Linked DNA regions of Homo sapiens: region 2 is linked to region 1. Evidence: chromatin loops called from intact Hi-C (ENCODE). Cell type or tissue: sigmoid colon. All regions are shown on one strand. Each heading gives the region's core, and the rest is flanking DNA. Links, peaks and the distances in the headings are about the cores only.

Region 1 (5,382 bases), core at 313-5,312:
TGGCCTGATCACCTCTTAAAAGCCCCACCTCCTAATACCATCAGAGAGGCCATTTAATTTCAACACCTGAATTATGGAGGGAACACATGCCAACCATTGCATTTTCTTTCTTTTTCTGTTCTGTATTCCTGGAACCGAGGAGGAGGGAAGAGGTCTTTGGGGTACAGGTGCAAGAATTTAGTGAGTGGGCTGGAGGCACATGCTAATACCTAGAAATATGATCCACAATGAGTGATGATATTTCAGAACTCCCTTTTGCAATGTTTATTAGTGTCTCTATTTGAGGATTTCTATATTTTATAATATAAAACTTCTTTACATTATTCTAAATTGTTGTTCACTTCAGCCAACATTACTGAGTAGCCTCCACAGGGTAAGTGCTGAGTGAGGGTCCCCTGGGATGACAGAGGTGGGAAGGTAGAGTCCCTGCCTAAGGGGCTGCCCCTGTGGAAGGGCATGAAGTACACATGTGAGCAGTGTATGAACAAGTGCAGTGGGACCACAAGGACTTCAGAGTCCAGGTCTGGATGGGATGCCTAGGGAACGGACAATGTCTGGAAGGGCTCCAAGGAAGAAGTGTCTTGAGATGTGGCCTAAAGTTGGGCAAGATTTCTCAGATTTCTCCAAAGTCTTTATCCCCTTTCATTTCTTCTTCTCATGAACAGCATGTAGTATCCCTGTGGATTGGCATTTGTCACCTCACATGCTTCCTTCACTCACTGCCTTCACATGCTCCCGCCACCATCCCACCTGTTCTAGGGTGCATATTTTCCTTCTAAAACAAGTCATTTCTACAGGCAGAGCCTTCTGTATCCACATAAACTTAGACTAACAGGCTTCTCTGTCTTTAGTTTTGACTGGGTGAGAATTCACTGGTTTGGCACATGGTGATCTGATTTGCTGAAGAATTCACCAGAAATGCCCATGGGCATATCACCATTGAGAGGGTAGAGGCATTGTCTCCTGTGGAGAACCACACCAGGAACATGTAAGTTCCCACACAAGCTGATTTGTGAAGTTCTCCTCCTCTTTCTCTTTCTTTCTCAATTAAATTTTATAAACCAAGCTTGGAAAAATGTTTCAAGCTAAGTAGCAGTAAGTGTTTTTGAATGATGTCATTGATGATTGGGGTCTCTGAAATCTAGGACTCTAGTTCTACTCCCAGTATCCCAGAAGAGGAGTGAGCAGCACACAGTGCACGGTGGGCTCTGCGGGCTGAGGCTGGCGAGTCCCGGGGCCGTGTCTCACGACACGCAGACATGCAGCATGGACGGCGTTCTGAGCAGATGCGAAGTTCCAGGCAGTGGAAGAATTCCCCTGCTCAGGACTCACTCCCCAGGGGGATGTCCATGAACATTGTGCACGGGAGCAAGAAAAACCTGAGAGGGAAGTGGTATGTTGCTCAATGCGATCCTCATGGTCAGCCTGGGGCAGAAGCCCCTCCTCAGAGGGCACTGCGAGGGCCCCTGCGTCAGGAGCCGAGCTGTGGCTCACGGGTCTGATGATGCAGTTGTGATCCATGGGTGCGTGGACGGCTTGCTGCGGGGTTTCCTCGTGCAGCAGGAATCGACAGGGAAGGGTCAGAGACCAGCTGTCGCGCCTTCGAGACCTTGCTGTGAGGCCTCAGGCTACGTGCATCAGGAACTTTCCTGGCCTTATTTCTCTTACGATTTTTTCCCTTAACTTTATTGTCCCCAGCGTTTTCCTAACTGCTTGATAACTAACCAAAAAAAAAAAAAAATCACTTTAGATCATTTCTAATTTCCACCCGTATGAAGTCTAGGCCATGAAAATTCAAACCTACATTTGCTTGGGATGGCAAAGCTGTAGTAAATTATGTAGATTTAAAAAACAAAAGGAATTTAACAAAACAGCCTGTATTTGCTTTCTTGAATTGTGAAGACTATCATTTACTATTAGTTTGGAAATATACCCTGATTGCTTTAGTCCTAGAACATTTCAGATCTATGTCAGTTTCAGCCTTTAATGACTATAGAACAGGAGAGCCATTTTGTGCACACATGCTCCATCAACGTGCAGAATTTTCTAATGCACCCAAGGGTTATGGATGTGTATTTTTTAAGTACAACTACAGGCTACTCCTCAGAGACAAGTATTTTATATCCTTGGCTTGATATGTGTTAGAAAGATACATATTTTTAAAAGACATAAATATAGTTGAGAATTCTATATTTTTATGCTAAGGCTGTCCTGGAGCAAGACTCAGGATGATAATGTGGAAGTTATAATAATATAAGCAATAGTACTAGCCCTGACACTTATTTCCAAAATCAAGATGGCATTAATTTCTATCAGGCCTTTGAAAACTTTAGGATATTTATATTTCACAGCCCAGGAACATCTGCCACTCAGATAAGAAAAAGGTGCAGATTCTTTTGACATAGAGAAAATCACGGCCTTTTTTAAAAAATCAATGAACAGAGACAGGATACAGAGAAAGGAAGTTATAATATCCAAGAAAAACGAACACTTTGTATCTGGCTGCACAGAAAGATCTGGACAAAATATGAAATCCCCTGGCTGCCGACAGGAGCAGAATTCCTCGAGTTACTCACTTTCCAGGGCTCGTTTCAGTAGTCAGAGGACCGATGAGTAAGAGTAATTCTCTTTTAAGAAATTCCAAAGCATGCAACTTAGCTGAGGTGACAGCAGCTGTTGAGGAATGAGGCATGGGCTCTTTTTCAGCTGTTGGAGGTGGCAAAAATGCATTTCGTACATGTCATCTACACACCCCGTCAACACCCATGCCGTGCATGGAGCTCGTCATTTCACCAGGAGCGGCGAAACCCACTGCCCTCCCTGGGCCCCCTTGCCCTGTGTCTCCCCAGCATTCCTGGGGTTTCCAGGCTGCACCCCGCTCTGCAGCTCATGCCTGTGTGCATCATGTGGACGGCTCGACAGGGAGAGTGAGGGAAAGAAAAAAAAAAGCATTTGGCTGGCGGTCAGCGCAGCAGGAGCAGTTGCAGATGCTGCTATTTACACCATTTTCACATTCTGGAGAACAAAGAGCGGGAGGCTGCCAGCAAATCTCAGGAACTCAGCCTTGCCCCGCACAGCAGCTCAGCCAGTTCAGAAGCGCGGGACAGACAGGCCATGGCGGCACAGACACGGGGCATCTCTATCCTAATGGTGCACTCTGCCAGCCACCTCTGCGCGAGGCCCAGGGAGGAAGGACGGCAGGACTCTCCACTTGTCACTGCTTCAAATCTTCTTTGGGAGAGACAGTGCTGGAAGCGCCGGCTCTCGCCCAGCCCGGATGAGAGCACTGGGACAGATTGATGACCTCAGCCCTCATCGCTCCTTTGAATTGTAGATGCACCGAGTGGGCCTCTCCTCAGTCCTGCACTGAGCGCCTGTTGTCGGGGCTGCATCTTGCTCCCTGTGAAACCCAGGGCAACGTAGAGAGACAAAAGTTATTTATTTTGGGACCAGATTAGCACAAATTAATTCCTGGACCAAATCCAAGAGAGCCTGTGCAAGAGACCGGGAGGAGGAACGGGGCTATTACTCACCATCAATGGCACTATTTTGAGGACACGTGCTATATTTAGCCCAACGATAGCACATCCTAGGAGACTGGTATATTATCACGAAACCTAGAAGCTGCCTGGTTGCGAAACACTCACCAAAGTGGAACCATCTCAGCTAGACTGGAGAGACGAATGGGGGTCCTGGGAATTGTGTTGGGTCCTACTCACCAGTCATATCACTGGGCAGAGCCCGTTTGCTTTCCCGGTTAGGAGATCTGTTGAAAGCATTGCAATAAAAGTTATTTAAGTCACATAGTCTTTAATCTTCCAGCACAATATTGCGCCCATGCCAGCAATGAATCATATCGCATTGTTATGCCTTTTTATAGTCTGATAATCTGTATTGTGTGTTTATAACCCTTGTATGCTGTATTTTATGAGGGGAAAAATTTCTACAACTCGCAATCCACAACCCATGAATTTACCACCTTAACTACTTGGGTTGATGGTGAGACGTGGAAGAAAGATTCAAACGCACAGAGTTGAAAGTTGTCTCTACATCAGAGACTTAGCTCTCTACTTGCAGAGAGTGGCCAGCAAGGGGTGGTGGAGCACGGGTCTCCTGCGAGTACAAGCCCAGGGTATGGATCAGCTGAGGTCCTCCTGCCTGGCAACTTTAGAGTTCTTCCAAGACCCCAGAGTGCTGGCCTGTCCCTTCTTGTCCCTCCTGCTCTGCTGTAAAATGGTGACTGGGAAGAGCCTGGTGTTCCATGCCCAGCATTGGGTATATTCTGGTGACCTGACCATCATTCGTCCCTGCTCCCTGCTCCTAGGAGGCCTCGTGAAGCCATCCTTGGAAACCTTGGCCTAGTCTGGGCCTCCTCGGCCAGCCTCCCTGAATAAACGTGAGAAGGCTAGCAAGTCAACCACTAACTAACTCGCTTCCTATAAGTCTCTTCTCCCAGGGTTTGGGTTTTTGCCTGCTGATGCTCTGATGCTGACAACCACTAGCCCCACTCCCCCACCCATCCCAGAAGCCCATGGATGGAGGTTTTGCATTTTTGGTTATGAACCCCAGTTTGGATCAGTCTATTTTCCCTAGACTCGGCCTCACAGTGGTCTTGGCTTGGCCTCAGCTCTCCTTTCTGGAACATTGTCCCAGCATAAAGCTGCTAAATCATGGGCCCCACCACGATCCTCCGCCCAGGACTCCACAACCACTGCTGCCTCTGATTGGTGTCCTTCTTCTCTTTCCTTCCACTTAAACCTTACAGAGAAATATTCACCACCACAGAACACTGTGGTTGTTTTGTGCACTAAGGACAGTGCTCATATCCATTCACCTATAGATGCATTTGTCCAGTTTTATTCATTATCCATGGAGCCGTCGCTGTGTTGCAGAAACCCTGCTATGCATCCAGTAGTTGACGTGAATGGTAAGATGTGGGCCCCGTAGTCCTGCAGGGCAAGCACAGCACATGTGATGGGGTGCATTCGTGGAAGTGGCAGATGCAGGCAATTCAAGGGAATCTGGTGTCTGACAGAGGAGGCTTTAACTACAGATAACAGTCCTCCAAACTGAAAGGGACTCAAGAAATGGGGGTTATGATCCCACCTTATAAGGAATCAGTAAACAAACAGTGTGAGGGTTGGCTCAGGAGCGCAACAATGCTGTCAGGGACCGAGTTTTTCTTTCCTTCCCTGCACTCAGCAATCTCCACCTGGTTAGCTTGGCCCTTAGGCTTGTCAGCTTTGGTCACAAAGTGGCCATCATGGCTTAAGCATCCTGTGCTCCTGTAGCCGTGTTCAAAAGGGGAAGGAGGGCACTTTGTTCTGAGGATGCTTTCCTGATTGTGAGACAAGAAAAACATCTCCAGGGGCTCCCCACACA
Region 2 (5,382 bases), core at 313-5,312, 49 kb after region 1:
GCTAAGTGCTGTAACGGGGAGGGGCCAGTCTACCGGAACGCCACAGAAAAGTCAAGTTACAACAAAAATGAAAAGATTAGTTGGAGGCTCAGGAGCAGTGGGGTGACACAGGGAAGACAATTCACCCAAGTCCTGGGCCAGTTCACAGCTGCAAGATCCAGGGCTAGCACTTCTCTCTGGGCTCATAATGCATTGCTTCTGACAGGAAAACTTCTAGATATGACTCCAAGATTTTGTGATTTACTTGACCACCCATATGATACAAAGACATTAAATGTAAAAAGGCAAGTTCAAAACAAACAAATGGACACTGCTGACAGTAGAAGAACTCAGACTCTCAGTCGATGAGGAATCCCTTGCCCCATTTTTGCCGTTCACCCATTAATATATATTTTTTCACTGTGTCCCTTCCTTTAACACTTGAGCTGGAGCAAGATGAGCATCTGAGAAAACTGCCACTCATGCTTGGGAGATGTCTCAGGAAGAGAGCGCAGAGCCTTCGTGACGACAGTGCCCAGTTCTGAGTGTGGAGGTGCCGGGTCCTTCGGGGGCTCCTGTGCCAGCCGTTAGCTCCAGTTAACCATTTATGCTCCTTTACTCTCTTTCTCATAAGAGATGGCTCCATCTTGTTTTATCTACTGACTTTTTTTCCCATAGTTTTAAGATTATTTTTAATATTATTATTATTTGCATTTCTTATTTGTATAAACTTAAGGGGTACAAGTGCAGTTTTGTTACATGAATATAATGCATAGTGCTGGGGTCTGGGTTTTTAGTATAACGATCACCAGAAAAATGTACATTGTCCCCATTAAGTAATTTCTCATCTGTCACCACCCTCCTCCCCCGCCACCCTTCCAAGTCTCCATTGTCCATTATTCTACACTGTGTGCCCATGTGTACAGGTGATTTAACTTCCTCTTGTAAGTGAGAACACGTGGTATTTGACTCTGCTTCTGAGTTGTTTCACTTATGATAACAGCCTCCCATCTGTTAGTGTCCTTCACTTATTTTATTTGTCACATTATTTCATCATAAGTAGCATGAAAAGTCTGAATAGGAGATCAGAAATATACAACTTAGCAAAATAGCAAAAAATAAAAATCATTTTTATACATAAGTTTGAGATATTTGACAGAAACGTCATTAGGTACGTGTCTATTACATTTCTCATCCCATGTTGCTGGTCTGCATATCTACTTCAAAATGTCAACTTCATTCCATATCCATCAATAAATATTTACTGGGAGTTACTCTATAGCAAATATTGTGTTAGGTGTGGTGAACACAGAGGGGCACAAGACAACCATAACCCATATCTAACTGTATAGACCCCCAAATACATTCCTTATTCAGTACAGCAAAGAACATGCCATATGTGCAGAAGACAGCACTATGTGAGAAATCTCTTTTCTTAAGACCCAGAATGGTGAAAAGAAGAACATTTTGTTTTTGTCGACAATGAAGTTTCTTCCCTGGCTCTAGAACGCAAATAATGTTAAAAGCCCCACAGGATGGAATGCAGGAAACAGACCCTAAGGAGCTAAAGACTGGCTTCATCTCTGGCAACCTAGGGGTGAAACCTCAACAAAACTCCAGACTTATGTACAGGTGGTTCAGGCCACAAAAGTGTTGGAGGAATATCTCCAAGATGCCTGATGCTGTTCTCAGATGCCTCCATTCTCTCTATTGTAGATCCAGCCTCGGCTCAGCAGGGACCACGTGGGTGCAGAGCAGAGAGGAGCCTGGCGGAGAAGGAGCCCATGCCACGGGGGGCCTGGTGGATAGGAGGACTCCAGGGAGACCCAGAGCTCCTGAAAGAAGCAGTGTTGAAGGGCGGGGAGGGTAGTGCACAGAATGGGAAATGGTGTTGCCTCATAGAGAAGGAATAGGTAGGAGAGCAATGTTTCAAGTCTTCAGTATCTTAGGATAATGGGAATGCCAGCATGTTGTCCATAAGAACTTCCTAAGTACCCAGAATAACAGAAGAAGACAGATTACCCAGTGCTCGCTGCCACTTTTATTGAAACAGCATTAACTGCAGATGAATTTCATAAAGTAGTTTGTTCTGCATACAGGATCTCAAAAGGTATTCAGAGATGAGTCATCCAATCTCTTTATTTTGTAGAAGCCACACAGAGATTTTGATGCCTGTATGAAGTAAAAAACCCAGGATGGGAACGGGAACAGGTCTTAATATCTCTTATCTCCACAGGTCACAAGGAGGAGAAGACTGGATTTAAATGCTAAGTCCAGCCAAACACGCAGGGGTTACATCTTTGCAAGGGTTCTTAATGGGAGGGTGCTAACTGCCTGGTTTAGTTCTAACTGCCTTTAGAAATAGACAATGTTTGTCCATTCTATTTTTAGTCTCTTACACAAAAATGAAGGGTTATCAGGAGAAAAAGTTCCTAGAGTCAGCATTTATGTTGAAAAAGATTTCTAGATTTAAGTGGATCCAGTGTGAGTATCAATTGTCGGCATTTACTTCTATAACCACTCTGTCTTAAAAACTTTTAGCTCCATTTAGAAACTTATAAGTTATATATCAGACCCCTGTAGACAGAAAGAATACATAGTTTGAATAGATTGCTTCAAACAGACATATCTACGGGCCTAAATACAGTTGAACTCAAGCAGTGAAAAACAGAATTATTTTACAGATGTTAATCTTCTGAAAAATTTTGTCTAAAAAACGTCTATTGCCAGAGAAAATAGAGAGATTAAAATAAAAAAGGAAAAGCACTGATACTTCTAACATCTTTTATGTATCCATTCATTTGGTTGTCACATAGTCAGCTAAGAACACTTTACAACCTAAGACATGTAACGCTTTCTGTGATTGCCAATACCATTTTTGGAGAGTGTTTTTTATAAACGGAGCTGCTTGTCTCATGAGTCATCTGTTTCAGAGATGACAAAGAGCATCCCAAAGTTAGCCTGCCTCCTCCAACTCTAACTCTGGTTCCTACCTATGCACTTTAATATTTAAGGTGAGGCTTTCATGACCAAATATGAGTAATAAGTTTAAAACATTTGAACATGTGTTCCACCTGCTACCAAGAAGGAACTTGGAGATCAATGCCTAGATGTTCATTGACAAACCTACATATCAGCTATCTTATATGTCTGCAAATCATTTTTGTCTCCCTTCAGCTTTGCAAAAAGTCTAGCTCTAAGAAGTGATTTAGAAATATGAGAAATTTCTTGAATCTCTTTGTGCGGAGACTTAGGAGTAACCCATGTTTCCTTCTGGGCTGATATACAGCCGTATCTCGATTCCAAGTCATCCTTTGACAATGATCACCAGTCCCTTTGGCATCATCCTCCTTTGTGTGTTGAGGCCCCTGTAAAACCTCAGTCAATAAGTGCTTAATACAAAAATTGACAGTGGTTTATGGGGTACTGATTCATAAAGGACTCGGGCTGACAGCATCGAGCCTTGTCATGATTTGCATTTCCAACCACTTAGTAAATAACAGTATTTGTCTAAAAATAAAGTCTAAAAGTTAAATGCAAAAGAAATGAGTTCTCAGGAAGGTGGTTAAGTATTAAAACAAGCACTATAAAGTAGATTTATGTCATCTTAAAAGATCCTAGTCTACATAGGAGAATAAAGAAACAGATGGAGGTATACTGAACAGTTATAGGAAGTCTGTGCTTGTTTAAAAGTCATGTGTTGATTGACATCATCTTTAGGTCTATGTTCAATTTTCAGAGAAAGCTAAAGAATTGCATTGGTTTTCCTGATGGTTGCATAATAAATTAGATAAACAGGTCCTATAATCATGTCTTTAAATCTGATTTGTAGCTGCAAAGGGAATTTATGCTTAAACATCTTTAAGTGTAAACAAACACAAGTCAGAGGAGAAGGCATGGATTCTCAAGTTTCCTTTTCATGCTACAGAAACTTCAGGAGGCTAAGTCTGCTATTTTTCTCCCATCTCCCCACCTTCATCCTCAGTTAACAAAATAAAACATTACTTCGTCAGCCGGGCGCGGTGGCTCATGCCTGTAATCCCAGCACTTTGAAAGGCCAAGGCTGGTGGATCACTTGAGGTCAGGAGTTTGAGACCAGCCTGGCTGTCTCTACTAAAAAAAAAATTAGCCGGGTATGGTGGTGAGCACCTCTAATCCCAGCTACTCAGGAGGCTGAGGCAGGAGAATTGTTTGAACCCAGGAGACGGAGGTTGCAGTGAGCCGAGATCGCGCCCCTGTACTCCAGCCTGGGCGATAGAGTGAGATGCTATTTCAAACAAAACAAAACAAAACAAACAAAAAACTTCTTCGAGGCTATTATCTTTTTGAAATGAATATAGCTGAATTTCCCTGTACTTGGAGACTGGTGAGGACAGAAGCTCTGTGGCTAATCTAAGGCTTTCTATCATTAGTGCTGATGTTTATTCTTTGACAAATAAGATGAGGGTAGAAACTTTTTTAAATGGTAAAACCATTGTCTTTATTTCAAATTCAGGAAGAAAAGAATTGTAATAACAACAGCAAAACTATAACTTCATAAAATATATCATCCCAGTATCTCTAGTAAAATCTAAGAAAAAAACAAATCAATCCCAAATATAGTATTATTCCCGAATAGTAGACAAAGCTTCCATTTCCAGATAGAAGGGACTAATGGGCATGAGCAAAGGAAGGATGAAAGAAACTCCCTATGTTATGGATGTATGCAAAATGACTCATGATTAAGTACGAGGTAAAACAAAGGTATAATTCAGGAAGGTATTGTTCTGCCAAGGTGTTGCTATGCTTGTGAATTAAAATTGTTGATCTTGTTTTAAAACATATATGAATGTCTGTGTGTGCTCTAAAAAAACTTGAATTTGCATGCGGACCTGGTGTTCTGACATAGACTAAAGAGGTCTCACATGGACTCTGTTTTCTATGTATTTGCATAATAACTGAAACAGACATATTTTGATAGGCATTTGGAGTATTGTTTTAATATAATTTTCAACTTGACCTTTTGCTTTATAAACTAAGACTATTTAGTGCTCACAAACATTTGAGAATAAAATATTTTAGAGGTGGATCCTAATTTATACTAAGGTTGTCTTTCTAGGCTAATAAAAGATTTTCTTGGGATCCAATATGAAACTCCACAGGAATTTCAGTTTTCTAAAAATGTGAAATGGTAAAGAAGGTCTCCTATTAAGTAGAACAAGAGATGCATTCAAATATTAGGTGACGTTTTCTTAGAAAGTTAGAGGAAACGTAACATCAAATGTAATTTTGCATAACTACATTTTTGATAAGTATTGCACTATCTCATTTGGATTCTTTCCACTATAAACATTGCTTTATAATAACTTTTGTGATTTTTTTTTTTGGAAAACACTTTAATCTGGATGAGCACCTAAAAAGAAA

Evidence for each region. Peaks named below come from ENCODE experiments on the same cell type or tissue, not always from the same donor. Only the 100,000 strongest peaks of a DNase experiment are listed, where the experiment ranks them.
Region 2: a loop joins it to region 1, with 2.4 times the contacts of the local background. A loop is called at or near these places in 3 of 110 quality-filtered maps.

What each region holds. Positions count from the first base shown.
Region 1 is chr18:75,635,798-75,641,179 of GRCh38, forward strand. No RefSeq gene overlaps it. Among named protein-coding and RNA genes, the nearest start is that of LINC01898, 74 kb to the right of the region's middle. RefSeq lists enhancers at 2,351-2,928, 2,929-3,504. In sigmoid colon, for the core only: no CTCF peak of the experiment used is centred there; DNase peaks (open chromatin) are centred at 3,204 and 3,674; H3K4me3 peaks cover 1,414 bases.
Region 2 is chr18:75,684,909-75,690,290 of GRCh38, forward strand. No RefSeq gene overlaps it. Among named protein-coding and RNA genes, the nearest start is that of LINC01898, 25 kb to the right of the region's middle. In sigmoid colon, for the core only: no CTCF peak of the experiment used is centred there; no DNase peak of the experiment used is centred there.